Regions from separate parts of the Homo sapiens genome. Here regions 1, 2, 3, 4 and 5 are each linked to region 6. The links are chromatin loops, found by intact Hi-C in ENCODE. Cell type or tissue: PC-9. All regions are shown on one strand.

What was found. Hi-C counts contacts between places; a loop is a spot of excess contacts. Peaks named below come from ENCODE experiments on the same cell type or tissue, not always from the same donor. Only the 100,000 strongest peaks of a DNase experiment are listed, where the experiment ranks them.
Region 1: a loop joins it to region 6, with 6 times the contacts of the local background. A loop is called at or near these places in 9 of 110 quality-filtered maps.
Region 2: a loop joins it to region 6, with 5 times the contacts of the local background. A loop is called at or near these places in 6 of 110 quality-filtered maps.
Region 3: it touches region 6 in a loop (15-fold over the local background); 23 of 110 quality-filtered maps call a loop at or near these places.
Region 4: it touches region 6 in a loop (11-fold over the local background); 93 of 110 quality-filtered maps call a loop at or near these places.
Region 5: a loop joins it to region 6, with 10 times the contacts of the local background. A loop is called at or near these places in 75 of 110 quality-filtered maps.

The regions. Positions count from the first base shown.
Region 1 is chr2:212,593,135-212,598,134 of GRCh38, forward strand. No RefSeq gene overlaps it. Among named protein-coding and RNA genes, the nearest start is that of ERBB4, 57 kb to the left of the region's middle. In PC-9, a CTCF peak has its summit at 2,093 (motif pointing right); a DNase peak (open chromatin) is centred at 4,727.
Region 2 is chr2:212,954,212-212,959,211 of GRCh38, forward strand. All of the region lies in intron 2 of LOC102725082 (a long non-coding RNA gene), which reads right to left. Among named protein-coding and RNA genes, the nearest start is that of MIR4776-2, 30 kb to the left of the region's middle. In PC-9, no CTCF peak of the experiment used is centred here; DNase peaks (open chromatin) are centred at 2,620 and 4,970; H3K4me3 peaks cover 1,160 bases; H3K27ac peaks cover 3,462 bases.
Region 3 is chr2:212,861,189-212,866,188 of GRCh38, forward strand. No RefSeq gene overlaps it. Among named protein-coding and RNA genes, the nearest start is that of MIR4776-1, 63 kb to the right of the region's middle. RefSeq lists an enhancer at 1,997-2,291. In PC-9, CTCF peaks have their summits at 2,183 (motif pointing right) and 2,382; a DNase peak (open chromatin) is centred at 2,193.
Region 4 is chr2:212,774,753-212,779,752 of GRCh38, forward strand. No RefSeq gene overlaps it. Among named protein-coding and RNA genes, the nearest start is that of LINC01878, 18 kb to the right of the region's middle. In PC-9, a CTCF peak has its summit at 2,406 (motif pointing right); a DNase peak (open chromatin) is centred at 2,579.
Region 5 is chr2:212,684,081-212,689,080 of GRCh38, forward strand. No RefSeq gene overlaps it. Among named protein-coding and RNA genes, the nearest start is that of LINC01878, 110 kb to the right of the region's middle. In PC-9, CTCF peaks have their summits at 2,409 (motif pointing right) and 2,608; no DNase peak of the experiment used is centred here.
Region 6 is chr2:213,151,006-213,156,005 of GRCh38, forward strand. IKZF2 (IKAROS family zinc finger 2) reads right to left here and starts at 607. Exons shown (of 9, transcript NM_001387220.1): 1 at 408-607. It overlaps LINC01953 (long intergenic non-protein coding RNA 1953), which reads right to left. Exons shown (of 4, transcript NR_146974.1): 4 at 4,811-4,925. RefSeq lists silencers at 698-757, 838-1,197. In PC-9, CTCF peaks have their summits at 1,449 and 2,899 (motif pointing left); DNase peaks (open chromatin) are centred at 596, 1,206 and 2,816; H3K4me3 peaks cover 2,927 bases; H3K27ac peaks cover 2,479 bases.

The DNA.
Region 1 (5,000 bases), 560 kb before region 6:
TACAGAAAATTTCTGGGGTTCTTTTTGGAGATAGGGTCTCACTATGTTACCCAGGCTGGTCATGAACTCCTGGCCTCCAGGGATCCTCCCACCTCCAACTCCCAAAATGCCAAGATTACAGATGAGTGCCACCACATCTGGCCTAGAAAAGGGTTTTGATTGCATAATCCATTCACTACTTTTCATTGAAATTACTGGACCCTTAAACTGTGAAATCATATCTCTTTTAAGAAAGTGATAACTTTTTTACATGTATATTACAAAAAAAAAATTAGGGATCAAAAATGTTGCAATTGTTATTTTAAAGTAGGTGATTGCCTTTTGAATCTTTTATTTTTGCAAAATTTTCTCTTCTTGATGTTGTAGGTGCCTATGGTGCACAGAGCACAAAGCATTGAGTAACACTGAGTAGTATAATGTAGACCATACAATATAAAGAAGGAGAAATGAAAAGAAATAACTAAGGGAAAACAATAGTAGCAGCTAATGAACTAACTGTGGTTTATAAGACAGATAATTTTGGGAAGGAATGGTAATATGGTATTGGAGGAATAAAAGAGTTACCCAAGAAAGCACAAATCTCTCTACTTAATAACCAGAATAGTGTTCACTAGACTACAAATTATATTTCTTGGGGGAAAATGATAACCTATCTCCCATTAAACATTGATAAATTAGCCTAAGTTTAAAAATGATAAAGCTAAGTTACTTTTATATTCTGTTTCAGGAAATTAAATAGGAAAATCATTTTCTCACGAATGAGAACTATTCTTTCCTTCCAAGTTTATTTGTATTGTCATTGGATAACTCTGAATAAATTAAAACAAAAATAGCAAAAATAATATGGAAATAATACTGGACTTTGAGACTAAAGATTTTGGTTCCCTTGCTGGATCTCTGCCTAGTATTGTGTGATTTTCATCTTATGACTTAACTTCGTCAGCTTCAGTTTCTCCTACTATAACAAATGGGGGAAAAAAAATAATGTAAAAGATGTTAAAAGATAGAGCCAACTGATACCTTTGTATTCCCAGCACATAACAGAATGCCAGAAACATAAACAATGTTTAATAAGTACATTAAAAATAAATTTATAAAATGGGCATAAAATCACTTTGCAGCATTGGTATAAAGATCAAATGAAAGCAATCAGATGCAATGATTTTTAAATCTGGAACATTTTATATGTAAATAAACATATAAACATATAAAATATTTCAATGTTATCTCATGACTAACAAAATGTATTTTATATTGCATAAAGTTTTGTAAACAGCCTTAATTTATTTTTAAATATATTCTCAGTATGTATATTTAATGTTACATATATATACATATTATTCAATTTATCTAAGCTCTCATGTCCTCACCTGTAAATTAAGGCCTTGTGTTAATTATCTTCAATAATCTATTCTAGTTGTATCTTTTACAGATAATTCGTGATATAATATTTTATATAAATATTAAATGAATTTATTACATAAATAGATTAAATATTAGGCAAATTAGAATTTTGTTTCACCTAAATAGTATTTTTAAGTAAACATAAATGTCACATGACTATTTTTTATCTCATGGAATACTTGATTTATTATAATATAGAAACAAAAATTACAATAAACCTATCAAAACCCAAAATTCTAAAAACTATCAACATTTATGCAAAAAACATTCAAAAATTATACAAAGCCAAAATTTCAAGACATCTATCAAAAACTTTATTAATCATTGACAATGAGATAAAAATGGTCTGATTTGCTTTTGAAAGTGAAGAAATCGTGTTTGACAAAAACTGAGCATACGTTTTGGGAAATAATGAGAAACAGAACTGTTGGGGAAAATAGAATATAATAATCCCTTGAAAAATTGTAAACAGGAATAACATATCGGCATGCAGCGAGGCCAGAGTTAAGGAGAACAGCTAGGAAAGAGTTGCAGTCACTAATGTGGCACTCGTGGGAACCTAAAAGGGGTATTATAAGAGACCAATCCTGCAGATATAACTAATATATGATCCCTCATTTCTCTCTAATCAACCTAAAAACATGTCTATTCTTATCTTCCTTCAGATCCAGTGACATAATTTTGCAGGCACTAGATGTCACTGTTCTACTTAAGCAAAATAAAATCTAGTCATTCTCAAGTCGTAATTGCATCTACCTGTATGTAAATCTGAGACTGCTTTGTTTCAGATCATTTCATAAATCACTAGGGATTTGTACCTACTGCAATCCGAAGAAGAACCAGCTCTGTAGTTCTCTGACAATTTCTAAGAGTCTTTTTTGCACAGAACAAGTAAAATAAAAAATTTAATTCTACAGAAAAATGAGAACAAAATAAAACTAGAATCCCTTCTTCAGCATTTGTCTATAACCTATTTGTCTTGTTAAACTATCTATAGAGAACAATGTATAATTTTTTATTTTTATCTGTCCAGGATCCATAGTTGCACCTTTGAACTCTACTTTGAAATTCCCAACTGGGGCTAATCATGAAGATACCATATTGTTAGTTTCATGCTAAAATCCTAAGGGACTAATCTGTCTTCTCTCTGCCTGCTGAGTTAAGTTTGCTCAACTCAAAGTCCCACTCTTTGGGACTTTGAATCTTGAGTGAATGGTGCAAGGACATAGGACTGTTGGAGGTGGGTTTTTTTTTTTTTTTTTTTTTTAGGAGCCGTGTGGGATGCTAGGCTGGTCAGACTGACTGCTCTTGCTAGGGGACTCTCACCGTACTTCTTGTGGCTGATTGGTCTAGAGCCCCCTTGATTCCCAGGTGTTTCTAAACCTGGGCCTCAGCTTCTTGTTGAGTCTATGACCTACCTACCCTAACACCACCACAACCCCAACACACACATGATAGCCTTACAATAAATCTCCTTTTCCTTATGGTAGCCAGGTCAGATTTTGTTGCTTGCAACTACACAAAACAAAACAAAAACATAAATCCACATCTTGAAAAACAACACAAGTTCTTTGTGATATAAAACTATCAGCTTTGCCTTGTCAAGCTCACACTTGTTGAACTTCTGGGGTTGGGAGAAGCATAAAGGAATAGGTTCTCAAGAAAGAAATTTACAAAATATATACCTGGTCACGTAAGACCTTGATTCTAAACTCTAGCAGATGTTTTTTCCTGGAAGTATCCAGGCAGTTAATTATCCCGAATCTCTAAGATTCTAGTTTTTGGACACCAGTCTTTGTATACTCTACTTGGCATCATCTTGGGAGATCTGAAGGAAATGAAAAAGAAAACAACAGTATTGTGAAAATTACTGATAATAGAGGCAGCTGTCAGGGGATCCATGGAAACTGCAGGACACAGGCTGGAATTTTACAACTGACACACGGCCCAGCAGCATGGAAAGAAAACTGACTTGGGTGCAGCTTCCTGCCAGAATTATGTCTGTTATGATTTTTTCTGAGAGGTAGGAAGGTAAGGGACTTCGGCCACAGGCACACCAGGTTTCTATCCCCAACTCAGCTAGTTGTTAGTCATACTAACTTAAAACAATGTACTAGTTCTCTGATTCCCAATTTTTTTTTCTTGAAAATAATGTCATTTCTCATGGAATTGCGAGGCATACATGGAAATGGTATTTCATTCCCTCTTCTCTGTCTCTTCCCCCACTTTTTCTCACTCCAAGGAACCTGGTCTGGAGATGTCAGATGTGGGTAAGCCAAATAGGTGACTGACAGTGAATGGATTGTGAAAAGGAATCACACGTGCAGCACTCTGGGACAGTCATAGGATTACAGTACTAACTTTTAGAGCCTGAGAGAATCTTACTGATCTCATACATTTGAGGAAGGAACCAAAGCTGAGAATTTTAGGGTATTTTCCAAGCTAATTAATAACCAGAAGCATGTATTTAACAAGGGCCTTATTTCATACAAATTTCCAGTCCATTTTTATATTACTAAAAAATATGATCTGAAAATGCGATCCATTAAAAAAATTTTTGTGACATAATGACCCCGTCCGAGAGCATTTGAATTTTAAAGTACTGACAGGCAGATGAATATAAAATATTATTTGGGTGGTGTTTTTTTACACAGGGGGCATCCCTAGCTATCTTCAAATAACATAATGCAAGTGTCCACCTATCTGAACAGGCGTAACAACTGGAGTCTGCAGAGACTGCAAAGGCAAAAATATCTGAAGGTTCATTTCTTTTCTTTTCTATATTTTTTCAGTTTTGAAAATTAGAAAATACAGAAAAGTATAAAGAAGAAAATAAAAGTCTTTCTAATTTGACCAACTAGAAATAAACTGTTAAATTATTGCTTCATCTTGTCCTCCCACTTTTTCACTTTTTCTTGTTTTTCTCTTTCTCTCCCTCTTTTTTTTTTTTTTTTTTTTTTTTTTGGAGACACAGTTTTGTTCTGTCACCCAGGCTAGAGTGCAGTGGCTCAATCTCGGCTCACTGCAACCTCTGCCTCCAGGGTTCAAGCAATTCTCCTGCCTCAGCCTGCAGAGTAGCTGGGATTACAAGCATGCACCACCATGCTCAGCTAATTTTTGTATTTTTAGTAGAGATGGGGTTTCACCATGTTGGCCAGGCTGGTCTCAAACTCCTGGCCTAAAGTGATCCACCTGCCTCGGCCTCCCAAAGTGCTGGGATTACAGATGTGAGCCATCACCCCCGGCTGTTTTCTCTCGCTCTTGCTCTCTCTATGAATATTTCACAAAAATGTGATTATGCAATGCATATGCTTCATAACCCTTCATACTTAGGTCAGATTCAAGGCAGGGTTAATTTCAAGTGAGTAATAACCAGAAAATTCACTGTATTTCCTAGTTTATAAAGTAATTTCTGGTACATTAGCTCATTTATAGTTTTTAACCATAGGTCTTTGAGAGGGAAGGCAGCAAATTATATATTTTTTAGAAAAGGGTGGAGTTACATCAATAAGCACAAGTCTCTCCTTTTATCCAGAAGGATCATTATAGAGAAGAAAATACTAGGACAATGGAGAGTGATTCTTTGCACTCTATAT
Region 2 (5,000 bases), 200 kb before region 6:
TCTATAATTCAGTAGCAAAAACAAAACAAACAGAAAACCAAATAACCTGATTTTAAAAATGGGCAAAGGACTTGAATAGACATTTCTTTAAATGTCTATTCTATAAATTCCATAAAGACATACAAATGGCCAACAGGTATATGAAAAAGTGCTCAACATTGCTAATCGTCAGGGAAATGCAAATCAAAACCACAATAAAATATCACTTCATACCTGTTAGGGTGGGTGTTATTAAAAATATTGACAAAGATGTGGAGAAATTGGAACCCTCATCTATTATACTCTTGGTGGGAATGTAAAATAGTACAGCCACTATAGAAAACAGTATGGAGATTCCTGAAAAAATTAAAAACAAAACTACCATATAATCCAGCAATCCTACTCTAGGTATTTATCCAAAAGAATTAAAATCAAGATCTCAAAGAGATATTCACACTCCCATGTTCACTCTAGCATTATTCACAATAACCAAGATATGGAAAAACTCTTAATGTCCATCAAAGGATGAAGGAATAAAGATATTGTGGTATATACATACAATGGAATATTACTTAGCCTTGAAAAAAGAAAATCCTGCCATATGTCATGACATAGGTGAACTCTGAGGACATTATGCTAAGTAAAATAAGCCAATCACAGAAGAACTAATACTGTATAATTCTACTTATATGAGGTATTGAAAATAGTCAAAACCATTGAAGAAGAGAGTAGAATGGTGATTGCCAGGGGCTGGGGAGAGGGAGAAATGGAAAGTTTAGTTGGTATAAGGTTTGTTATGAAAGATGAAGCTCTAGAGATCTGCTGTACAACATTGTGCCCGTAGTTAACAATACTGTATTGAACACTTTAAAATTTGTTAAGAGAACAGATCTCATTGTTAAATCTTCTTCTATGATAAGCTGTTTAAAAAATCTGGACACTCAAGTTTGAGCAAACAAAGTGAAGGTTCATAAATTGGGATTCCTCAGTTTGGGCCTGTCTGAATTCACATGGCCCAAATAGGGTATAAGAAGCAAAATTCTGACGTACAGCATGCCCACAAACTTAACTGTCATATTTCAAAAGTTTAGCTAAATCCCATAATTGGGTACTGACTTGAAAAGCTTCCTTGTAGACTTTTAATTATATCTAATGAGCTCAAAATAACTAAATGCCATTAAAGCTGTTTTTTCTTACTGTGTCCCTAAAATGGTAATTTAAAAATACAAGTGAAAAGCTTGAGTGACTAGACACCAAGCCAAATTGTGTAATATCACAGAATTAAACTATAAACTATTTTTTAATCTAGAAACTCTTTTTTAGTAGTGAAATGACATTAAAGCAATCCACAAACATGGGTCAAAAAGTATTGAGAAACTACCTCTACTTAAAATACTAGGCTTGCTGCCTGCTTAATTGGATAGAAGGTCATTTGCATAGGCTGCGTAAAAGTTAGGAATTGGTGTTGTGTTTGTTTCACTTGGGCTGAAAGACCAACTAAATGCTATGGATTGATTGTAATTCAAAAAAAAAAAATACACAATACTCCCTCTCTCAAATTAAAAAAAATACAAAAACTCTCAGATTACCAAAAAAACATAGGCAAGATTGTTAATACTAGATCAAAATGTACACACATTTGAATCAATATATTTGTGTGCATGTGAAAAAATAATATATTATTTTTCAGTGTTAATGGGCCTCCTATTATAAGTAGAATAATTCCTGACATGTTAGTTGCCTGGAGGGTTTTTGGTGAGGATTACTCTAGTAATCTGAGGTGGCATTATGGCAATGCTATAGGGGCATACAAAAATACTCACAGCTACCCTGTTCCCTGGGAATTTGGACAGGTAATCCCATATGGTTCATAGGACTTGTTATGTATGGTAGAGAATGATTCCAAAACAATAGAAACCACCAAGGGATATTAAGAGGGAGTTAAATATGAAGAGACCTTTGCTTTTCTGATGAAAATAGGGCTACCGGCAATTGTGGCCAGTGGTTGCCAAAACCGTGTCCTCTTCAAATTAATTTAGATGATAATTTTGTTCAAGAACTTGATCATAGAAACACTTAGTTTATACAACTACTTGTTTCAAAACAATACCATAATAATCTCATTGCAAATGTCTGACTGTGATGCTCCAGAGTTCAGCTACTGCAAATGTGTCTTTATGGGAATGATTAGGAGTAATTCTAATGGGAAAGAGTGAAAATTCAAAATTCTTGACTGGCATGGTTGAAGGCACAAAACTGCTGCCTCTATACTTCTTAGTGAAAAACAGCATTGGACATACCAGGAACAGCAATCTGCTCCTCTTAGTACCTTGCATTTATGAAGTGATATCCTCCAGGAAGTACATGATGCTGGGCATCACATCATGCTCTAGGCAACACCATGAGTGCTTCATTTTCACAAAGACCCAAGGGGTGAGATGAAATAATTCTCATATTCATAAATTAGGAACTATAATTCTGCAGAGCAAAACTGATTTTGTGCACTCAGGCAGTGGGATTAAGTTAATGCCACAAGCTCTTCTCTTTGTGAAAAGTACATTTCTCCTGGCTGAAGAGAGCAGCAATAATTACTCAAAATTCCTGAAGTAGGCCAACCATTTGTCCAGAGGGCAAAGAAATCCTGCTTGACTGGCTTCCACCCGAAACCAGTGTCAAGTTCCTGACCTTATGAACTCCCCAGAACAATATTCGGTGGAAAAGGAGGAGCTGTTCTCTTTAGCTTCTTTTCTATTTTTTTTTTTAAATAAGAGCAAGCAATGTGGTTATGTTTTTATTGGCACTCAAGATTATTTCTGAGAGGAGAATTGCTATATTTAAAAATGGATTTTTATCCTTTATAAGTTGGGTGAAATTTTTCTTAGTTTCACTTTCTTAAAAAGGTAGTACTTATTAAGGGAACCCTTCCTTTCCTTATGGTGGGTGGTGCTGGCAGATGAACAAGCCACGATTATGCATGTAGTCAAAGAGTTTGCTTTATAAGATGTTATTCTAGACATCAAATACATTATACACATGTCATTTCAAAAAGTTCAAAGTCAAAGATAAAAATATATTTAGCAAATAAGAAAACAGCCTGAATGAGAGGGAGTCAAGTTTTTGGAAATGAGAAATCAACTTAAGTGTTATCAGTAATCTAACGCCTTTTTTTCTCTAAGTGTCTTCTGAGTGGGTCGGGTGACAATTGGTCCCAGGACTGGAGGAAAGAGACTTGACTATCTAAAGCAGTGGCTCTTAAAAAGTGGGACGTCATAGAGCTCCTTGAAAATTAGATAAAAGCTAGGAAGGCACACCCTCAGGAGAGAAAAAAAATAGTTCATTAGCTTACAATGAAATTTATATAGAATTTCAGGAATTTCATAACTCCCCTGAAATGCATCAATGGATCCCCACCCCAAAGTTTATGAATAAGGCTTGTGTAAGGAAGGGGTGGAATTCTCAGCTCTATTCCACCAAGTTTTGGGAGACTTTGTCTACCCTGCCAACCCCAACCTATCACTGAAGTCTTTAGTTCCTCCTAGTCAGCTCCATTGCTCTGAGCTTGGTGGCTATGAAGAAATGCAGGTGGGTCAGCATTAGCAATGACTGGTTCTTCATTAGCACTAGCTATGAAGCAAATGCTGTACCCTATCTTCCTCAAAAGGTTGAGTTCTTAAAACTTCAACCACACACAAGCCATTGCAAAACTCACTTGGAGAGCTCTGGAGGTCCCTTATGAGAAGACACACATGATTTCAAAACTGATTCTAGCTGGGTGGTTTTGTAGTTGCCTGAATGAAATGATCTGTCAATTTTAGCTTTGTTCTTAGGAGAAACATAGCCCCATCTTGAAACATTCTTTATAATCAGCTTGGATAATCCTCCTACTCCCAAATTCAAAGATTAAAAGTACCTGGAAAAAGAACTAACCTTTCTCTTCTTGAGACATTCCCTCCAGGGCAGGCCGAAGGTATATTGGGAAAAGCAGGGAGGGAAAGCTTATCATTTTTCTATCCATAGTATCCTGAGCTGTCAACTCAGCAGCTTTCACAAGGACTAAACCTACTTTTAAAGAAAGGAGAGCTTGAAAGTGTTGTACCATTAGCTATTCTGATTCTAGCCCATGCCAGGAAGCAAAGGTTCTTATTATACCATGTTCTATTTTTGATCTAATCCGTATCAACAGCCTGAAGTCTCAGCATGGTAATGCTGGGGAAATTCTTTGATGATAATTGGAAACTGTACTGCCTTGCCCCTTAAGTTATACAATCTGACTGTCACTAGAAGTGTCATTTGGACTATAAAGAGTCAGGGATAAGAAAAGTGGGCATCTGAAATCTACGTGGAAGATGCAGTAGCAAGTCAGAGCCTCTTGTGAAAGTTCTGTTGGTTAGGTTGGGATATCGAAAGAAGAAGATGTGTCCCCTACCCTGATATTTCAGAGCCTCAAGACACTCAGTAAACCAACACTCAAATTCCTGGACTGCATCACCTTTACTTTTTGTGCAGACAACACAATATGGGAAGAAAAGTCATACTACATAGCAGTTATTAAAAACAGTTAAATGTAACACCAGGCGTTAAAACCTAGTACCTTCTTGTCATGATAAAGATTGTAACAAGAACAGGAAATGGCACAGCACAAATCCGTTTTCATGATAATGATCTCGTGAATGTAAAGAGCATAGGAAATGGAACAAATGTAACCCTATTCCATTACCACCTTCAAACGGTAACCTCCTTGTCCTAGTCACATGCCCTACTTATGGTCCTGATTAAAGCACAAAGGAAATCATAAGACTGTGACTCTGAGGGAACGAAGCAGCTCCCACTTATTTGTGTGCGTGTGTGAGCACACATCTTTCCTTCTTTGAACTAAGTTGCACCAGGCAATTCCTTACAGCTGATTCCCCAACTTTGTCCTGAATAAAGCCGGTCAGACATGGGAGGGACAAAGAAAGCTAAAAACCAATGAGTCATCTGGGAATAGATGTTCTCTTTACTACCCTTTATCAGAATGAGGA
Region 3 (5,000 bases), 290 kb before region 6:
CGTCATTACTGGGTATATACCCAAAGGATTATAAATCATGCTGCTATAAAGACACATGCACACATATGTTTATTGCAGCACTATTCACAACAGCAAAGACTTGGAACCAACCCAAATGTCCATCAATGATAGACTGGATTAGGAAAATGTGGCACATATACACCACGGAATACTATGCAGCCATAAAAAAGGATGAGTTTGTGTCCTATGTAGGGACATGGATGAAGCTGGAAACCATCATTCTCAGCAAACTATCACAAGGACAGAAAACCAAACACCGCATGTTCTCACTCATAGGTGGGAATTGAACAATGAGAACACTTGGACACAGGAAGGGTAACATCACACACCGGGGCCTGTCGTGGGGTGGGGAGAGTAGGGAGGGATAGCATTAGGAGATATAGCTAATGTAAATGATGAGTTAATGGGTGCAGCACACCAACATGGCACATGTATACATATATAACAAACCTACACATTTTACACATGTACCCTAGAACTTAAAGTATAGTAAAAGTAAATAATAAATAAAGTTTTTATTCTAATTTATTCATTTGACGTTTTCCAAATTATAAAACCAATATCTAACTGTGGTAACAAGATAAACAATATAAAGAGGGTTTATAAAATTATTTTTATCTTTTCTCACTTAATTTCCTCTCCTACACACACATACACACCCTATACACGCACTCACCCATATACACCTGTGCATATACAGCCACATATACACACAGAAGGCTTTGGTTTCCTTTAAATAAAACATCAAAATGGCATCATATTCTCTTACCCTGGGTGTCCTTTTATTCAGTTAACAATATATTATGGCCACCCAAAAATATGTAGGAATTAACTAAACTCTGTTTTTTCTAATAAATAATATGTGAACACAAAATAACATATCCTCATATGCACACATATAATATTATATATAAATAGAACTATATTGTATTATTTTAAAAGGTAGTCATTTTCTTTATTCTTCACTCCACTGTCCTCTTATCCTTCTGTCAACCTGTACACTGCCGTATCCTCTAATCTGCATCTGCTCTGGCAAAACCAAGATAAGTAGTTAATAATTCAGGTGGATGTTTTATATCATTAATGCTCTAATCATTTAGTTATATATTAAGAGTGATGGAACAGGCCCTGGGGTGCCTGTAAAGAACAATCTTAAATACTGGAGTTGAAAATACAGGGCATTTACTTGTTTGTGGTGTTGTTTAAAAGAAAATTCAAACCTATTATAATGTAATGTGACTTGACACCTTGTTTTTGTCTCTGATCATGGAAAACTCTGAGTAAACTGTAACCGTTCTAATTCATTTCTCTTGGTGGCTGCATGATATTCCAAGGTGTGAAGTTTTGGTTTGAGAACTTTACTATTTTGAATAATGCTGTTTTAAACATTCTTCTACATCTACCCTTTCATATTTATGGGTGAGTTTCCTATGGGTTATATTACTAGATCAAAGGGAATTTTAAATTTTCATAGATTTTCCCAGATTGTTATTTCAAAGAGGTTATAGCAACACTTTCACTATCAATGCATAGAAGAATACTTTTCTGCAAATCTCTATGAAAAATGGCTAATACATTTTTAAATGTTCCAGTTGGCTGTGTATAAAATCATATAATTGTCATTTTAATTTTAATTTCCCTGTTTACTTGGAAGTCTAGGAACCTTTTCATATGTTAACAGGTCACTGGCACTTGCCCTTTTGTAAAAACTCTAGTCATATATTTTGCTCATATTTCCACCTAGTTATTTATATATTTTCCACTTTTATTACTTTTTAAGAATTCTTTTTCTATTATGGCTCAATTTTCCCAAATCTATCACTTGACTTTTACTTTATGTTGAATTCTTGCTCAGAGAGCTCATATAGTGCTCATTAGGGTCATTCACTGGTTCCTTGTTTTATCTATTTGGAGAGGTCATAGTTCCTCCTTGTTTGCTGTTGTTTCTTGTGGGTGTACATTTATGTATTTGCATTGAATGATTAGTTACTGATTCCAGTCTTTTCTGTCTGGCTTGTTTTGTTTTATAATTGGACACATTTTGTTAGAGTCTTTGTAATTTACCTGATGAATTCCTTTTCTTTTTTCCCCACTAGGTTGCTGCCTCTTTTTTGGCACTAGATGGCGCCTGAAAGCCAGCTTTGCCTGTGCTCTAGCAAACAGAACGCTGCCTGACCTGAATCGGGTGGGTCCCAAACAGATAGTATCCTGGCTGTGTGGGAAGACTGGTTCATGCGCAGAGGACCTGTGTAAAGTACTTCCTACAGGGTGATGCTGCTGAACAACCACTCTGCTTTGGCGTCTCCTTTGGCTGAGCTACAGAGCAGAGTTTCCCTGGCTGAGGATGGTAGTCCCATCTCCACATTTTGTCTCTGCCTATCCTAAGGAATATTTTTCCTTTCAGGCACTAGGAAAGCTTTGCTGTGTTGAAGCAGGGACAGATATCCTGCCAGGGAACCCAAGATGATGGGGAAACTGGCCATCTGCCATGACCTCACTTTTTCTAGTGTAGAAACCATGAGTTAGAGGCAGACTTCCCATGTGCTTGGTGCCAAGCTGACTGATGGGAGGGGCATCACAGGTATGGAAGTCCAATTCCCTTATCATTTGCTCAACGTTTTTTCACTTACTTGTGGCCCTGGAAACTGTCTCATCTTTATATTTGAATTCTGGGATAATGCTGGTGATAATCTCAGTGCTGTTTATTTGGTTTTGGTTTTTCTGTTGTGGGTGGGGGTGCGTAGTGAAGCCAGATTGATTCTGTGCTGCCATTTTGAAAACAAAAACTGACTTTAAGCTATTTGCTGTACATTTTAAGTGCTTATATTAGCCAAATCAACTACAAAAAAGTTTACTCAAGTAATTGAATAACAGTTTCCAAAAAAGAATTTTTTAAAAAAATCTTACCAACAAGATATTTGGATGTGAAATTCTAAGATAGTTCCTTGGCTTAGAGGGAACATCATGGATTCATCCCCTTTCCATTCATCCTTTTGCTCTTTCATCTAAGTGTTTTAGCTTTTTATCCTAAGCCTAAATATTGACTGTTAGACATAAGATAGCTTCTAAGATACAAACATGGTGTTTTCACATGGTTGTGTTCAAAGGTAGAAAGCAGAGGTACTGGGGCAGTGAGAAAGCTCTCTCTTTCTCTTATTTTATTTTATTTTATTTTATATTTTATTTTATTTTATTTTATTTTATTTATTTTATTTTATTTATTTTATTTTATTTTATTTTATTTTATTTATTTTATCTTATTTTTGAGTCAGAGTCTCTCTCTGCTATGCAGCCTAGAGTATAGTGGTACAATCTCAGCTCACTGCAACCTCTACCTCCTGGGTTCGAGAAATTCTTGTGCGCCTCAGCCTCCAGAGTAGCTGGGATTACATAGGTGTGTGTGCCCTCACATACGGCTATTTTTTTTTTTTTTTTTTTGAGACGGAGTCACACTCTCTCACCCAGGCTGAAGTGCAGTGGCATGATCTCGGCTCACTGCAACCTCCTCCTCCCAGGTTCCAGTGATTCTCCTGCCTCAGTCTCCTTAGTAGCTGGGACTACAGGCGTGTGCCACCACATCGGGCTATTTTTTTTTTGAATTTTTAGTAGAGACAGGGTTTCACCGTGTTGGCTAGGCTGGTCTCAAACTCCTGGCCTGAAATGATCTGCCCACCTTGGCCTCCCAAAGTGCTGGAATTACAGATGTAAGCCACCACACCCTGCCCAAGAAAGTTCTCCTTACAAAAGAAGGGAATAGCCCTTGGATGAGCCATGTGTTTTCCACAGCCAAATACATACTTTTCTTCATAGCTTCTAGATTTCTTACATTATTTAAAAGGGTTTCTTCTACCTATAGATAGTACATTTAATCTCCCAATTTTTCGTTGTCTTATGTTTTATATTTAGGTCTCTGTTCTATCTAAAATTTATTTCTTATATCATTTGGATAAAAAAATTCAAAGAAATTTAATTTTGTTTTCCTTCAGGAGTAAAGCCAGTTTTGTCTGCACTCTTTATTAAATAAACCGGCTTTCCTCACTGAAGAAAAATACCAGCATTGTCATCTATTTAATGTTTGTGTATTCTGGAGGATTTTGAGTCCTCCCTTCTCCTGGCCTGATTTTATATCATGGGCTAATTCATTATTTATTTTATTTACTTTAAAATATTTTTATTTTCATGTAAGTCAAATGTTTTCCCACCATTCTTCACTCTTTCTTGGCTGTCATCAAATGTATTGTTATATAGGAATCTTAAGCTCATTATATTCAATTTGAAAATGAACAAACCAAATGCTAATGTTATTCTGATGGGATGAAAATGCATTAAATTTATGCATCACTTTTGTGGAGATTGACATTTTAAAGATATTAACTCTTCTCATCTTAGAATATAGTCAAGGTTATCATTTGTCTTTTATGTCCTTTGTCAATTTTTTTTTTAGTTTTCTCTATTTTGGGGGGTTGATCTTAAGTTTATTTTTAAGATTTTTATAGGTCTAATTACTGTTGTGAAGGAATAGTCATATTATGAGGAAATTACATATTTCTATTTCTAAGAAAACACTTTTTTTATATTTGTTTCTTATGCAGATACCATGCCACATTTTTTCTAAGAAGCTTTTACATATAATTTGAATTTTCAAATGCACAATTTTTCCACCAATAGCCTTTATATCAATTACTTCACTTTATTAACTTATTGCATTCCCTCGAATCTCCCAATGTTGCAGTGGTAATAACAGGTATCCCTGTGTAATATCTGATTTTAATTGAAATACTTTTCTTGTTTAACAACTCAGAATAATCACTAGATATTGGATTTGGGGAAACCAATATCTTATTTATGCAGTTTCCTTCTTATTTCACTTATATTTTTGTTAGAAATGGCTATTTGATTGTCTGAAATACTTATTAGCATTTAATGGTTTAGTCATATGGTTCCCTTTAAACAAAATTATGTAATAAATGATGTTGATT
Region 4 (5,000 bases), 380 kb before region 6:
CTTGCTTTATTACACAGCTACTTAAGTGGCATCCTGGGATTCAAGCTCAAGTTAATTTTATTTCAAAGTCACTCATCATAATATCTTTCCAAAGACTGCTCTCTATGCATTTTGTGTTACAGAAATTGCATTTAGGAATTTGAATCTGTGATATCAGCACCACTGTCACCACTAAAGTGGAAGGAAAGATCATGGGCTTCAGGGAAAGAAAACTAGAGCTCTAATCCTGGTTCTACCACGCTAAACACCAGTCTCTTCTCTAAGTAATACATACAAAGCCTATGCAACTACCAAAAGAGGCACCAGTCTGGAAGAAGTGCATTAATGCATGCATTTTCAGAAGTACTCTTTACATAGTACTCACGTTGGGCTTTAGAGTAAAATCTGGTTTTGAAGATAGGATCTGCAACTCCTGGACCATGCTAACATCAGCAAGTTATTTAATTTCTTTAAAACACATATCCTCATCTGTAAAATGTATTTAATAATCACCACCTCAATGGATCATTAGAAGGATTAAATGAGGTTAAATACGAAAAGCTTTTAGCATATTTCTGGTCCATAGTAAGTGCTTCATCAAACTATCATTTGTACTCATTCCCACTGGATTAATAGAAATTAGGCATATATGCTAAGAGTACACTAATCATTGTGAATAAACATAAAAACTGATTAAATCCAAACCAAAAGTTTAGAAAATATAAAACTATTATTTTAATGTCCTTTAGTCTCGGTATCTGATATTCAGCAGGTCCAATACCAGAGTACTATTAGGTGATACTATAATACACAGCTGTGCAGCCAAAAGTATTTTTGAAAGTTTAAAAGAAAAAAAAATCACCTTTTCCTGAATTGACTAGAAAATACATTTATCTTATAAAGTTATCTCAGTCACTTTTTGTTTCATCACAAAATTTGGTAAAATTATGTGTAAGGGGCACTGAAACTCAAGTAATAAACACACACACATTTTAAGATTTCTGTATATTAGCCAAGATAATAAAAACACAATTATGATGATTTATTTTCTCTTTTGTCTGCATTAAGCAATAATAATAAAGCTAGACAGATCTAATCTCAGTAGAACTGACTCCGGTAAAAATGATGAACATAGACTTTATCTGTCTTGATAAGAATATTTTTAAAAAATTCTTTATATTTGTGCATAATTGTTTATATTGTGTGCATAATTGTTTATGCACAATTATTAGCGAACTTACAGCATAGATGCCTGTTTTCTACTAATCCAGTAGGAATGAGTACAAATGATAGTTTTACAAAGCACTTACTGTGGGCCAGCAGTATGCCAAAAGAAAACACATTATTTTTAGAGATGTTCCCATGTCAACATGTGCTCTAACATTTCTACAGAGATTTACAGTTGAAGTTTTCAGAGCCTTTGCATATGACATTATATTGTGGACCCTTCTCCAGGGAAGAAATATATCAATATTTTTAAAGATTGCTTAAACAAATCAGAAGTACCTAAAGGATGCAGATTCGACTGACTTAAATCTCATCCCAAAAGCTTGTATACTTTTTTGCAAGAACCTCATTTGAATGCTGGCCTATCAAGTCAAGCACAGCTATTTCGAGGGAAAATATAAAGGACCGCAGGAGTTAAATCTGCTGTTCATTAACATGAAAGGAAATTTCTTGCCCCATTTAACTAATATCTTAGTTGGTACAGTGTGACGAACAAATTTTAGTTGCTAAAATCTATTATACCTGCTTTAAATTGCATCTCCCTGTAGCCAGAGGCTCAATAGTTGGTTAAATTCAATTTGAGTTGCCACAGGCTGTTAATGAGTAGGTTTTCTATTTATTCTCTTAATTGTTCTTTATCTAAATTATCACTGATGATGAAATCTTACATGCACTACATTCCCACATAATCAGAAGGTCTAAATAATTTTTCCCCTTCAGGATAATGATATGGAACTAAAGGCTCATAAAAATCTTTAGGGATGGTTTGTTTTGTGTTTTTATATGTGCAACATTTAATTGCAAATTAAACAATTCCACTTGAACCTTGGTAGCATTAACAAAATATGGAAATAATAAATGAACAGAAAGTTATAATTACTAAGCCTATAGTAGGTGCCTAACAAATATATAAATATGTGCTGATTAAGTATCATAGTTGATTTCCAGCATTAGAAAGCCCTGCAAAACTTTTAAAACTCACAAGTTTTCTGTCTCAAGTACATCTTTGTAGATAATGTGTTATGTATATGACATGAATGTTGGAATTTCATTCTTAAATTAGTTACTGAGTTTATGATACAATAGCCACAGTAAAAATGAAAACAATGAATTGGGAGGGAAAATAGAATGTTCATCTATACCTATCACTTCCAGCAGAGGTCTCTAGAGAGCAACTAAAGTTATGGAAATAAGGGATATATGTTCAGTAATTTAAATAGAAAATTTAACTCTTCAGCTTCATGTGAGCCCTTTCTTTTCACCCACGCCCCTTTCTCTTTTGATGTCTGTGCTCCTTCATCAGATAAAAGACTGTCTAAAAAACTGATCAGAAGTAGACACAAGAGAACAGGTTAATCCCAAGTGCACCGGTGTAATGTGTCACAAAACAGACAATGTAATTATCTCAGCAGCCTGTTTAACCAGCTAATTCGGCAGCTTTGCATACCAGGGGTGAGCTCATCTGTTCACTAGATAACCAGCCAGGACATTTTTCACCAAGATCACTACAGTTTTACAAAAGCTTGTAAAAGCCTAAGGATTTAGTGTTTCATTGAATGTGATTTAAGAGCTTTTTGCAATCTTTTATTTATAGGGAAGCAACAGACTAACAAAAAGAGGAAAATGCAGATGAGTATTGTACAAGGCTCAAAAGATGAAGTCAATGATGTAAATATCCATATGTGTTCACTGAAAATGAAATATCTCTCTCTTTACTGGGAATCTCGACTTACAGAAAAGTGATTTTGAGGGCAAAGACTTCTAAGCCCAGTTTTGCTTTTCTTAGAAGTACATTTCTTTGCCATTGAACACATTCTTCATTTTGCTACAATAACACTCTTTTGGGGAATCAGTGTGAGCATTAGAGTCACATTGACTCGGACTTGAATTCTGGTTCTTCATCCTTTTTGTCTTCTTGATCTTGGGCAAGTTAGCTCCACAATTTCCTAATCTTTAAAATACTAATAATACATATTGCATGGTTACTGAGGGGCTTAAGTCATGTCAGGAAAATGCTTGGCACAAAGAGATAGCTAAATAAATAGTAAATACTATTACATGAGACACACACATATATGTATATATATAAAATATTGTATATACACACATACAGGCACATATATATATATACGTTTATATATACAAGTCAGTAACAAAAATTAACCAAAAACTCAGGAAACATATATTGTTACAAATTTTTTCCTTAAAATGACTATCCACTGATCTCAGTGACAAAACCATGTCCAGCAACTAGCACAGGGCCCCAAGTGCTTAATAATATTTGTTGAATGAAATAAACATAACAGACTAGGGGAAGAAAATCACTGAAGAATATATAAAATTAGCCAAAAATATTGACAATATTTTAAAGTAGTGTGTTTTCCTATTCAATATTTTCAGTAAATTAAACTTTGAAATCAAAGGACAGTAATTTCTATGTATAATAGCTTAGATGGAGCTTACACCTGTGATGTCACATGTCTCATCATTTGACATAGTTAAATGGCAATAGTGGCAGGAGAGTCCAAGTCTTAGACAATAATAAAAATAGCTTTGAAGGTGAGGGAAAGAAAAAGGAAGGTTCTGATTGAAAGTAAAGTCTGCAGAAGGGCCTGTTATTACACCAAAGTGACAAGAAAAGCACAAATGAATTACATCTGAGGTGCAATATGCCAAAGTATATGGCATGGGAAAACTCCATAGCCAGGGGGATGGCCAGGAAATAGATTTAAGAAAAAGCCAACCACCATCTCCTAGGTTCATGTGAAATAGCTTCAACAGCAAGTTCAAAGCCAGGGAAAAACAAAGGCTCTCTGCCTTTAGCTTCCATTCTACTACCAACAGAGACTGTTCACACATCAGCCAAAATGCAACTTGGATTTTGCTGCTCCCCTTCTCTAAAACCTCCTGTAACCCTGCTATGATTGACCTCTCTACTTCTCTTAATTTATTTCAAAGCACTCTTCCCTTGACGTGCTCCACTGAGACCATATTGGCCTCACTGCCATCTTTTGACAATAGCCTGAGGCATTTCTACCTACTATTAGCTGTCAGGAAGTCTATTCCTCTGACGTCTACAAGGCTTGCTTCCTCACCCCACTTCCTTCAGGTCCCTGCTCACATTTTACCCCTCACAAAGGCCTTTGCTGACCGCCCTTTCTAAAACTCCAACTCCAGTCACTCTCTGGTTTTTAATGCTGCTTAATTTTTTTCATAGCACTCACTGGACCTCAGTTTTCTTTATTTATTTGCTCATAAATATACTCTCTATTATCCCACTGGAATTTTAGCTCAGGGAGGCCAGGAGTTTATTTTCTTCCCTGGTCTATCCCCTGTGCCCAGAAGTCTCTGGCACATAACAGTGACTTGGTACACATATTTGTCAAATGAATGGTGGGAAAGGAGGACAGTAGCTGAATGTCTGTGTTGCCACCACATTTTATTCAATCTAGTTCCATATTGTATCGTAATTATGAATTTCTATGACCTGGTGCCACCCTTAGTTTGTCAATTCCTTTAAGTAGTATGGGGTCTTCATCTTTGACTAAAGCATCTGGCACCCTGTGGGTCTTAAGAAAATAGTTGTCTAGCAAACAAAAATTTTAAAAATGAACAAAAAGCACTAAATAGTGAACTTTGGAAGTTTTTTAAAAGTTGAGAATCATAGTGTATTTCCAAAAGTAAACACATTACGGTAATATTATGATGTAAGAAGTCCAGTAACAGATATCTTTGTCTCAGCCATTAATGAAAAGTTTCGGGCACAGACTTCATGTTGTGCAATTTTCAATACA
Region 5 (5,000 bases), 470 kb before region 6:
TAAGGACGGGACAGATCATGTAGTGTCTTGTAAGTCAGAATATGAAATATGGACTTTTTTGTACGTGCAAAGAGAAGCCAAAGGGAATTTTAAGTTGGGGAAGTACATAAAGCCTGGTTGTTCCATAAAAGCACAGATTGGAGGTGGCAAGAATAAAAGGATAGAGAGCCAGTTAGGAGACCGTTTAAATGTTCCAAGCTGAAGGTGAAGGTAACCCGGACAAGGGCACACCAACGGAGATGAGAGAATTCAAAGAATGCAAGTAATATTTTGGAGAGATAATTGACCACATTTGCTGGTGGATTCTTTTGGAGCATGAAGGTGAGTATGAAATGGAAGTAGATTCCTAAGTTTGTAGCTTAAGCATTGAATTTCAGCAAAAGCATCTAGGACTTCCAAAAAGAATAAATTCCTCACTGTATTGTAAAATGAAAGAGACGTAAATGAGATAAACCATTTGTTGAATTTATTGAATGTCTTTGAATCTACTGTCTAACTCTATTAAGTCTGAGTACAAGTTAACTTGCATTTCTATTTTAATCCAAAGACTTCATTGAGTTTAAGCTTGTAGCCCATACATTCTAGTCTGTCAATGTCTTTTATTCTATTAAAGGGAAAGATTAAATGCTCAATATATATTTCTTGCTCCCTCTTCTCCTTCCATTTGTATGCATCATTGCTTTACTGTTGCTATTGCATTCTTCTTTCTCAGCAATCCTATAGTGTCTGTACTGCTATTTAGTACGAGAAAACCAAGGCTCTAAGAGGTTGAACATTTTGCCAAATATCACTGAGCTAGTAAGTGTTCAAGCTAGGATTCGAACCCAGGCCTGTTCATTTCCAGACTGCTTATTCTTTACTACCATTCTTCTTCTGATGGTTTCAATGATTCTAAATCCAAAACAGTAGACAGTCCCCACATTCCCGCCATGTTTACCTTCAAATGTATTATTTTTACAGCCCCCGTATTTTTATTTAAACTATACTAAAATAGGTATTGTTTTCTTCCCAAGGGAAGGTTATCTAGACAAAGTGGAATGAGAGAAACACTATGGATAAACCTAGCCTGAGATTCAAGACTGGCCATGATGATGATAATTCTTTTTCTAAAAATCCAGAGCAGACTGTTTTTGATTAAACAAATCACGTAAGATAGTTTCATCTTAAAATTTTTTATCATAATTTGTTTATAGAACAGAAACTCTCCATTGTCATTTAAACAAGGGCACTTTAGTTATGAACATATGATATCTTATCACCATATTTTCATCTCTAAATTCTAAATGTCTGTCAAAAGATATCTGATTGGAATATAATAGCTCTCAGTGTCAGGAATATTCATTGTTCATAGGAGTACTAGAGATTACATACATAAAGGAAAGGAAGAAATAGTTTTTTTCATCATTTAACTGGGATATTGGGTGTCCCAATTTTATCTTTTTAATCTAAATGAAAAATTTTCAAATTCAAAACAGGTGGTATAGTGAAATTGCCTGTATATGGACTTCTTTACCTAAAGCATATAAATTTTCAGTCTACCAAAATGAAGCAAAATTAACAGAAAACTGTGGCTTGGGCTGTCTTTAAAGTGGAAAGTTCCACCAATCGGTTGACACTTTTTCTTCTTTTTACATGCCCCTATTATGAGTATTATATAGCACCCTAACACCTATATTCATTACTTTTTTTTTTTTTTTTTTTTGAGACAGAGTCTCACTCTGTCACCAGGCTGGGGTGCAGTGGCATGATCTCGGCTCACTGCAACCTCCGCCTCCTGGGTTCAAGCGATTCTCCTGCTTCAGTCTCCCAAGGTGCTGGGACTACAGGCGTGTGCCTGTGTTTTTAGTAAAGACGGGGTTTCATCATGTTGGCCAGGATGGTCTCGATCTCTTGACCTCGTAATCCGCCTGTCTTGGCCCCCCAAAGTGCTGGGATTACAGGTGTCAACCACCGTGCCCTGCCTATATTCATTAATTTTACAAATGCATATTAAAACAAAAAACCTAGAACCCTGGATACTGATCATGATATGCATTATTCACCAAATCTAAAAGACTATATGTGGAACAATTTATGTTTGTATTATCTTAAATTAGATTTGATTTAATATCCCCTTCACAGGTGTAAATTAGGGAAAAGGTGGGAAGGAAGATTATTTCATTACTACTTTTTTTTTTTAAAATAACAGGTATTATTTAGATCACCAAAATAAAGTATATAAACATATAACGTTCTTTTTGGGCACCAGAAATGTGCCTTAGTTACACTGTAATCATTAAGGACACAGAAGAATGGGCAACGTGTTTGAAAATAATATTGCCATTTCTTTAATTCTTTTTAAAAAAGTTTATGAAAAAATTGCTTTGGGTTCCTAAAAGACATGCGAATATATGTCACTCCACAAGGTGGCGGAAGCGTGCCATGCATTGTTCTTTTGTGCTGGCTCAAAATGTGTTTTACTATTTAATCCTCTTTATTCAGCGGTCATAGTGCTGTTTTCTACCATAAGAGTTCACGCTTCACAGAGCCATCTTTTTCTTAGGCAGTGCTTGCTGGTACACAAGCTATGTATGTTACATGCAAAGTTCAATAGAATCAGGACAATCCTAAGCAAATACAATTTAAAACATATTCAGTAACCTTTCCTGAGAGACTACAGTTATAGCTTTGACTTTATTGTTCTGGACTCTCTGAATCCCAGGGCACCGAAAGTTTTTGCATTTCTAGTTTTAAAACATATTTTACAACATATCTTTAGAAAATTCCTCTTCATCTGTGTCCCAGAATAGTATCGACGATACCTCCTCATAATAAGTGTAAACTAGAGGTCCTTAAAGGCTTTGCAGTTTGCAGTGACCAGAAGTAAACTACTTTTTATCACTGTGGAAAAAAAAAAATTCATTCCTGGCCAACATGGTGAAACCCCGTCTCTACTAAAAGTACAAAATTTAGCCGGGCGTGGTGGCCTGTGCCTGTAGTCCCAGCTACTGGGGAGGCTGAGGCTGGAGAATCGCTTGAACCCGGGAGGCAGAGGTTGCAGTGAGCCGAGATCACACCACTCTGCACTCCAGCCTGGTGACAGAGTGAGACTCCATCAAAAAAAAAAAAAAAAAAAAAAAAAAGGAAAAATTCAGTTTTATCCTATCTCAGGAGGATAAAGTACCTAAAACTCCACTTTTAGAGAGTTATTCTTTTGGGTAAAATGTTGCCTTCTGTACTTGGTCTTCGAAAACACAGATTCTTCTGCTGGAGTAACATTAAATTTCTAGCGGCTCCATCATCGGCTTTGTGACCTTCGGTAAATTACTCCAACTTTTTTTTTTTTTTTTTTTCTTTGAGACAGAGTTTCGCTCTGTCGCCCAGGCTGGAGTGCAGTGGCGCGATCTCGGCTCACTGCAAGCTCCTCCTCCCCGGTTCACGCCATTCTCCTGCCTCAGCCTCCCGAGTAGCTGGGACTACAGGCGCCCGCCACCACGCCCGGCTAATTTTTTGTATTTTTAGTAGAGACAGGGTTTCACCGTGTTAGCCAGGATGGTCTCGATCTCCTGACTTCGTGATCTGCCCGCCCTGGCCTCCCAAAGTGCTGGGATTACAGGCGTGAGCCACCGCGCCCGGCCAAATTACTCCAACTTTCTGTATTTCAATTTTTCCATGGGTGAAATAGAGGAAATAGTAGGATCTACCTTCCTTAGTTGTTCTGAGAATTCACTTAACTAAGATAATTCACATAAACACCTTGCATGGACCTGGCACATAGCAAGGGCCTAACAAATGGTGGCTATTGTAATAATCATGGTGAACAACTTAGCAAGTTTCTTAGGAGAATATTGTTCTGTGACTGGAACAAGACAATGGAAGAAGAGAAAGGGGCAATGGAGGACTTCAAAACAAATTCCGCATGGCAGTTTCGTTCAGTGGTGACCTGTGTTTCTGCAGTGATATTTCTGCAGTGTATAGCTGTTCAGCTTCACAGTTAAGTCCCTCTTGAACTTCTGTTTTGAGCTCTTTTGGGTTTCTTCTCTTTATTCTACCTGCAGCAACTCAACAAGATGGCCTACTTCTTCCTGAAGAGCCTTGTCTTTCTATTCTTTCTACAGCCCTCTCTCCCCAATCAGTGATTTAACTCACAGTTCTCTATATTCTGTAGGCACTCAGTAGCGCCTATTAGCTCGAGGATCTCTCCTCAACATGTGTCAACAGCTTATAACCCTTGTTTTCTCCCAGTCTCTTCATATAGCCAGATGGGCACATGATGTCAATACAAGCAGATAGTCTGCATTCCCACCTCTCAGTATTGGAGTTCTGTCTTTCTGGGTGTTGTTAGGATTATCTAATAGGTGCCACACTGACTAGCCTGTTTAAGAAGCCAGATGTAATCTTCAGAGCTACAATAAGTTGGAAATTGAATTTCATATACTGTTATTCTTTTTTAATAAGGACATTGTGTTAAAGTACCAGAGAAAATGATTTCATGTTTATGTCTTGGTAAGGTATATCATTAAGTTAACAAAATAAGTGGAAAGAACAAAACATATGTCAGACCCAGCTTCCTCATTTTTGATTAAGAAAATACATTAGTCACTTTTACATCAAGGTTTTTTTTTGCCCAATAATTTTTTTAAAAAATATGTAAGTGCAATGGTAGAAGAAATTTGACGTAATCAGGGTGGTGAAGATATAATCCTGAGACTAAACCTCCTGAGTGAGATTAGGCCCTTGCATATGCTATTTCAGGGTTCTGGATTGGGAACTAGTGAGAGTTGTGTCAATGCAAGAGAATGAAAAAATCTAAACCTTCACTGCTCACAGGATGATCCAGGAACCCCTGGAGTCCCCGAGACCTTTTTAAGGGGTCCATGAGATGAAAATTATTTTTATAATAATAGTAAGATGTTGTTTGACTTTTTCATTCTTTCTGTCACAAGTAGACTGTTGAATTTTCCAGAGGCTATATGACATGTGATAACATCATCACTCTACCAGCTAATGGATGTGCTTCT
Region 6 (5,000 bases):
TTAAAACAAAGCAAAACAAGTCCAAATTCATGACAGCTATAGAGATGAGAACTGATTAATCGATTAACATCCCAGAAACAGATTACAAGGAGGGGACGATAAATTAAGGCAGAGGACATCATCTTCAACCCGATTCCCTGAGCGTCCTTTACAAAAATCATTACCCTAATCAGAACCACAATCCATCCCTCCCAGAGAAAAATACCTATATTATTATTATTATTACTGGTTAACAGCAACAAGTCATTTGATCACATCACAGTGCAAAACGAGATGCTATATAATTACACTTAACTTTGAAAACACTCCCCCCTTTGCAAATCATACACATATTTATATATAATCTATGAATCAGAAGACAAAACAAGAGCTGTTCTTCACCACGCAAAAGCCAAGCGGAGATTTACCTCAGCAGTGCATGCAGTAAAATAATCCCATCACCCTTTTGTTTGTGTTTACTGTTAATGTGTCCTCTGTCTTTCTTTCTTTCCTGTGCCTAACGTGTGTTTGTGCACTGCAGTTGGTGGTGGAAACTAAGGCAGTGGATCTGTAGCTAAGGGTAATCCTGTTTTTACTTCCTCCATCTTCAGCGAGGAGCAGGGTTAGCCCGGGACAGCTGGTCAAACCCCGAGAAACCGATCCGGTGGAGCCCGAGCACATCTCCCCCGCCGGCCGGGCTCGCGCAGACGCCCGCGGGCGGAGGGCGGGCTGGCGGCGGCTGCGGCGGCGGCGGCGGCGGGCGGCTGGCGGCGGGCAGCGGAGCCCCGGGCGCGGGCGAGCGGACGTGCGTGCGCGCGCGTGCGTGTGTGCGGGGCCCGAGCGCCTGTGCGTGTGTGTATGAGAGCGCGTGTGCGCGCGCGCGCGGGCTGGCGGGCGCGTGTGCGCGTGTCTGCGCGCTAAGCCGCTCGGCGCGCTCGGCAATCGATTACAGGACAAGTGCTGCCCCGGAGGCTCCGCGACGCGCGCACTCCCTCGCGCCCACCCGCGCGCCCGGCCGCGTCGCCCCCAGCCCGTTGGTCCCCGGACTGCGGACCCCGCCCCCGACGGGGGCCAGGTAACCCGCTTCCGAGTGTGCCACGGCGACCCCCATCTCCCCTCCCCGTGTCATAATAAATCTCACGTTTTCTGCCGGCTGGAGGCTTGGAGCGGTGAGGTGACGTTCATTTCGGCCGCGTGAAGTTTTCTTTCAAACTGGGATTGGTGGGGAGGCCGGGGGAAGGGAGCGGGGCGGCGATCTTGGCGCCCTGCGCGGAGTCCGGGAGCCGCGTCCCGGCCGAGTCGGGGAGTGTGCGTGGAGCCTCCCACCTACTGGTCTCCGCCGGCAACTCTGCGGCCCCATTTCGGAAAGCGCACCGCATTGACCGGGACCTGAAGCGGGATAAGAGGGGTCCTGGGGAATAGACTGAGAAAGACATTCATGTCTGAGATGAAGCTCAACTATTACTATTTTGAAAGTGCTTTAACAGTGCAAGTTTAAAAACTAAAGTGTTGACTTGCTTTTTCTCCCCCGGGGCATGTGCCACGTCTTCCAAAGTCAAAGGAACGGATGAGTACAAAAAGTTGCTACCCTTGAAGTGTTACCTATCACTATCAACCACAGCTTGTTTATTTGGAAAGAACTTAAGTGAACCGTCAAGAGAAAAACAAATGCATATTCTTTCTACAAATAGTAGCATTTAGTATCTTTCCTGACCACATTTGCGAAAAGAGGGAATAGAGACTTCTATAATTAAAGGGAAAAGGAAAATGAAAGGAGCTGAAAATAGTGAACTGTGTAGTCTGGATGGCTGAAATTTGAAAACACATGAAATTATCAGGACTGCCAAACGGTGTTCCTGAGAAACCATATCACAGATTGTGAAGAAAATCAATGCTAGAAGAGTCGGAACAGGCACCGTACTCTTACTCCTTTGAAGAATCCCAGAAATAGTTGTTGAGGTTTTTTTTTTCTGCTGAGAAAAAAAGATATATTGGAAATTAAGTCATCAACAGTACCTTAAGCACCACTCTGTAGGTAATTTTGGATAGTGTCTTTTCTTTACATTTTGATATAGGGAAGGAATTAATTCACATCGACACAAACGAAGTAATGGATACCATATAACTTGTGTGATACTGTAGCTTTTATAATGAATTACTTCTTGAAAGTTTTTTTTCCTATACAATGTATTATTAAACAATTGTAACGATAGTCTCTTTTTGTTTAACTATAGAAAATGGTAGATAGTGTGGTACAGCAAACAAGATTAACAAATTTTCGTTGGAGAGAAATTATTTGGGCTCAGGCTTGCAATAACATTATGATGATTTTAAGAAAAATTGCAGTTCCTGTGAGTTATATATTGATAAGGCAGATTTTTAAACACTTAGTTGCTAAAATTAGTTTTCCTAAAGTCGTATTTGGGAAAGTCTGAGTAGAGAACCAGTAAGTCACTCTAATCATCCCAACAGAGAGCAAATATTTTAGTCTTAAATTACCTCAAAAAATCTGTATGTCGTTTATAATATGTAAATGCACAATATGTAAAGGATAACATAAGTTCTCGAAATTGTCATAAGTCCTTCCTAAAAACTGAACCTAAGTGTTTAGGTATCTGTACTGTTACAGAGATCCTTGAAAATATGAAATAAAGATAATCGAAATTAAGATGAAATGTCTGATAGTTTACACAATGTAATTATTTGGTAGAAGAGGATCCATTGTGAAATCTTAAAGATACATCCTCACAGTTACCAAGTTGATGTAGTCCTTGCCCCTGGTTTATTGAAGCTTAATTTAGCTTCCTTGAAGCTGGTCCTTTTCAAGAGTTAACTTTCACTGGCTGCCTAGTCACCAGAGGCACACTTTCTCCCTCTAGTGGCTAAGGCTTCAGACACTACATTCTGTCACCCTGCCTCCCCCTGAATGGATCCCAGATTTTAGAATAACAAAGATCTCATGACCACCTGGGAGAATTGGACCATCTTGGCAAATGTTTCCCTCTTTTTAACATCCTACATTCCTTTCTTATTTGCAGGTTATGGTGTATCTAACTCATCCAGAGAAATCAAGATTATGTTTTCATACCAAGATTGGGGGTTTTATTTCATGCCTGTGGAGTCTATAGTCCTAAGATTCACAATGCAATCCACTCATGGGAAAGAACCCTTGCATAAACTGTAATTCACTTTGTTCAGAATTTCTCTGGGTAGTTTTGTTTGTTTGTTCGTTTTGGTTTTGTTTTTGTTGAGACAGAGTCTCACTCTGTCACCCAGGCTGGAGTGCAGTGGCGCCGTCTCGGCTCACTACAATCTCTGCTTCCTGGGTTCATGCGATTCTCCTGCCTCAGCCTTCTGAGTAGCTGGGATCACAGGCGCCCACCACCACACCTGGCTAATTTTTGTATTTTTTAGTAGAGACAGGGTTTCACCATGCTGGCCAGGGTGGCCTCGAACTCCTGACCTCAGGTGATCTCCCAAAGTGCTGGGTCTCCCAAAGTGCTGGGATTACAGGCGTGAGCAATTGCGCCTGGCCTCTCTGGGTAGTATTTTGATAGTTAGAGGGTGCATTTATTTCTGTCCTTTGCCAGAAGACATAGACTGTACACATTTTTTTAAGGTACTTATATAACTATACTGTACATTAAAATATACCACTAGGGAAGTGGAGTACCATGTTCTTTGGCCACTGTATCCAGTTTGGAGAGTTAAGTTTTTACTTTAGGGAAGAAGTGGCAGGGTGGGGAGGAAACAGACCCCTCAGCCCTTACCATTTTTCACGTAGCTGGTTCTTTCTCATCCTTTCTGTCCCATCCTACCCAAACATTTTCCTGCACCAACTTCTATTGTAGCACCTTGAATATTTCCTTCATAACATTGTTTTCTCAGAAGTAGAATAGTATTTGGTACAAGTTGGTACTCAATAAACATTTATTAAATGAATGAATATGGAGGAAATGATGTACTCAGCTGGCTTTCATGTATTAAACTCTATTTTCAAAGGACGAAAAGGGTCCCATTTCCAAGATACATGCTGATTTCATAAAGAATTTGGTCAGATCTTGGCTCATAAGTCATATTACAAATATCTTTAACAGGTCAGCTCTGGCTTACAAGCCACACAAAGGATCTGAACCTCTTGGTAGATAACAGTTATATTTACAAAATGTATATAAAATAAAATGTTACATAAATTAAAAATAAAATTATATATAAATATATATTTTTAACATTTATATATTAATTTTGCAAATATAAATATGAAAAGTGGCTAACATTGTATATAAAATGCAATTTGGAATAAAATACATTTATGTAATGCCTCTGTTTCAAAAATGAATTATTTCCTGTTACCACCTGACAATTCATGAACCAGGGTGACTATCAAGAAATGCAGCAGGTTTAATTTTGTAATCACTAAGTGTAATCAGCAAAAGAAAAATTTTACAAGGCAATATAGCTAAAAGGTACATTGTGGAGTATTGGTTTTGTTTTCTTTGGGTAGTTTGTTTTATCTATTTTAGATTTAAAAGCCCTAAGTACCCTTTAAAGGAATTTGGGTAAAATCCCCTTTTGTTTGCTCAAGGAATTAATTGTACGTTTTTAAGTTTTGGGGGTCTTTTTAGCAGAAGGTGGGAGGGGACAATTTGGAAAATTATAATTCTTTCCTAAAATCAAAGAAGAAATTTTTGGAAATGAATTCTATATTTTTTTATTTAAATGGCTTTATTGTGCTAGATATATAATCAACCAGAATAGGTACCCTAAAATAACTTGAATCCCTGAAAAAGTTAAGAATAACAGGCACACATAAGCACAATGTTTTAAAACCGATAACTTCTTTTATTTTTGTCAGGTGATGTTGTTCTTGTCTTTGAAGTAGTGTTCTCTTTTTAAGCGGGATATGGAACAATGGTCTCACTTACTCCTGTTGACCTAGATTGGCACTATGAAGAAGCAAGAAAGCCAAAAATGGAACTACCTTTTCAAAGAAAATATTCTAAGATACCAAATCCAGTTCA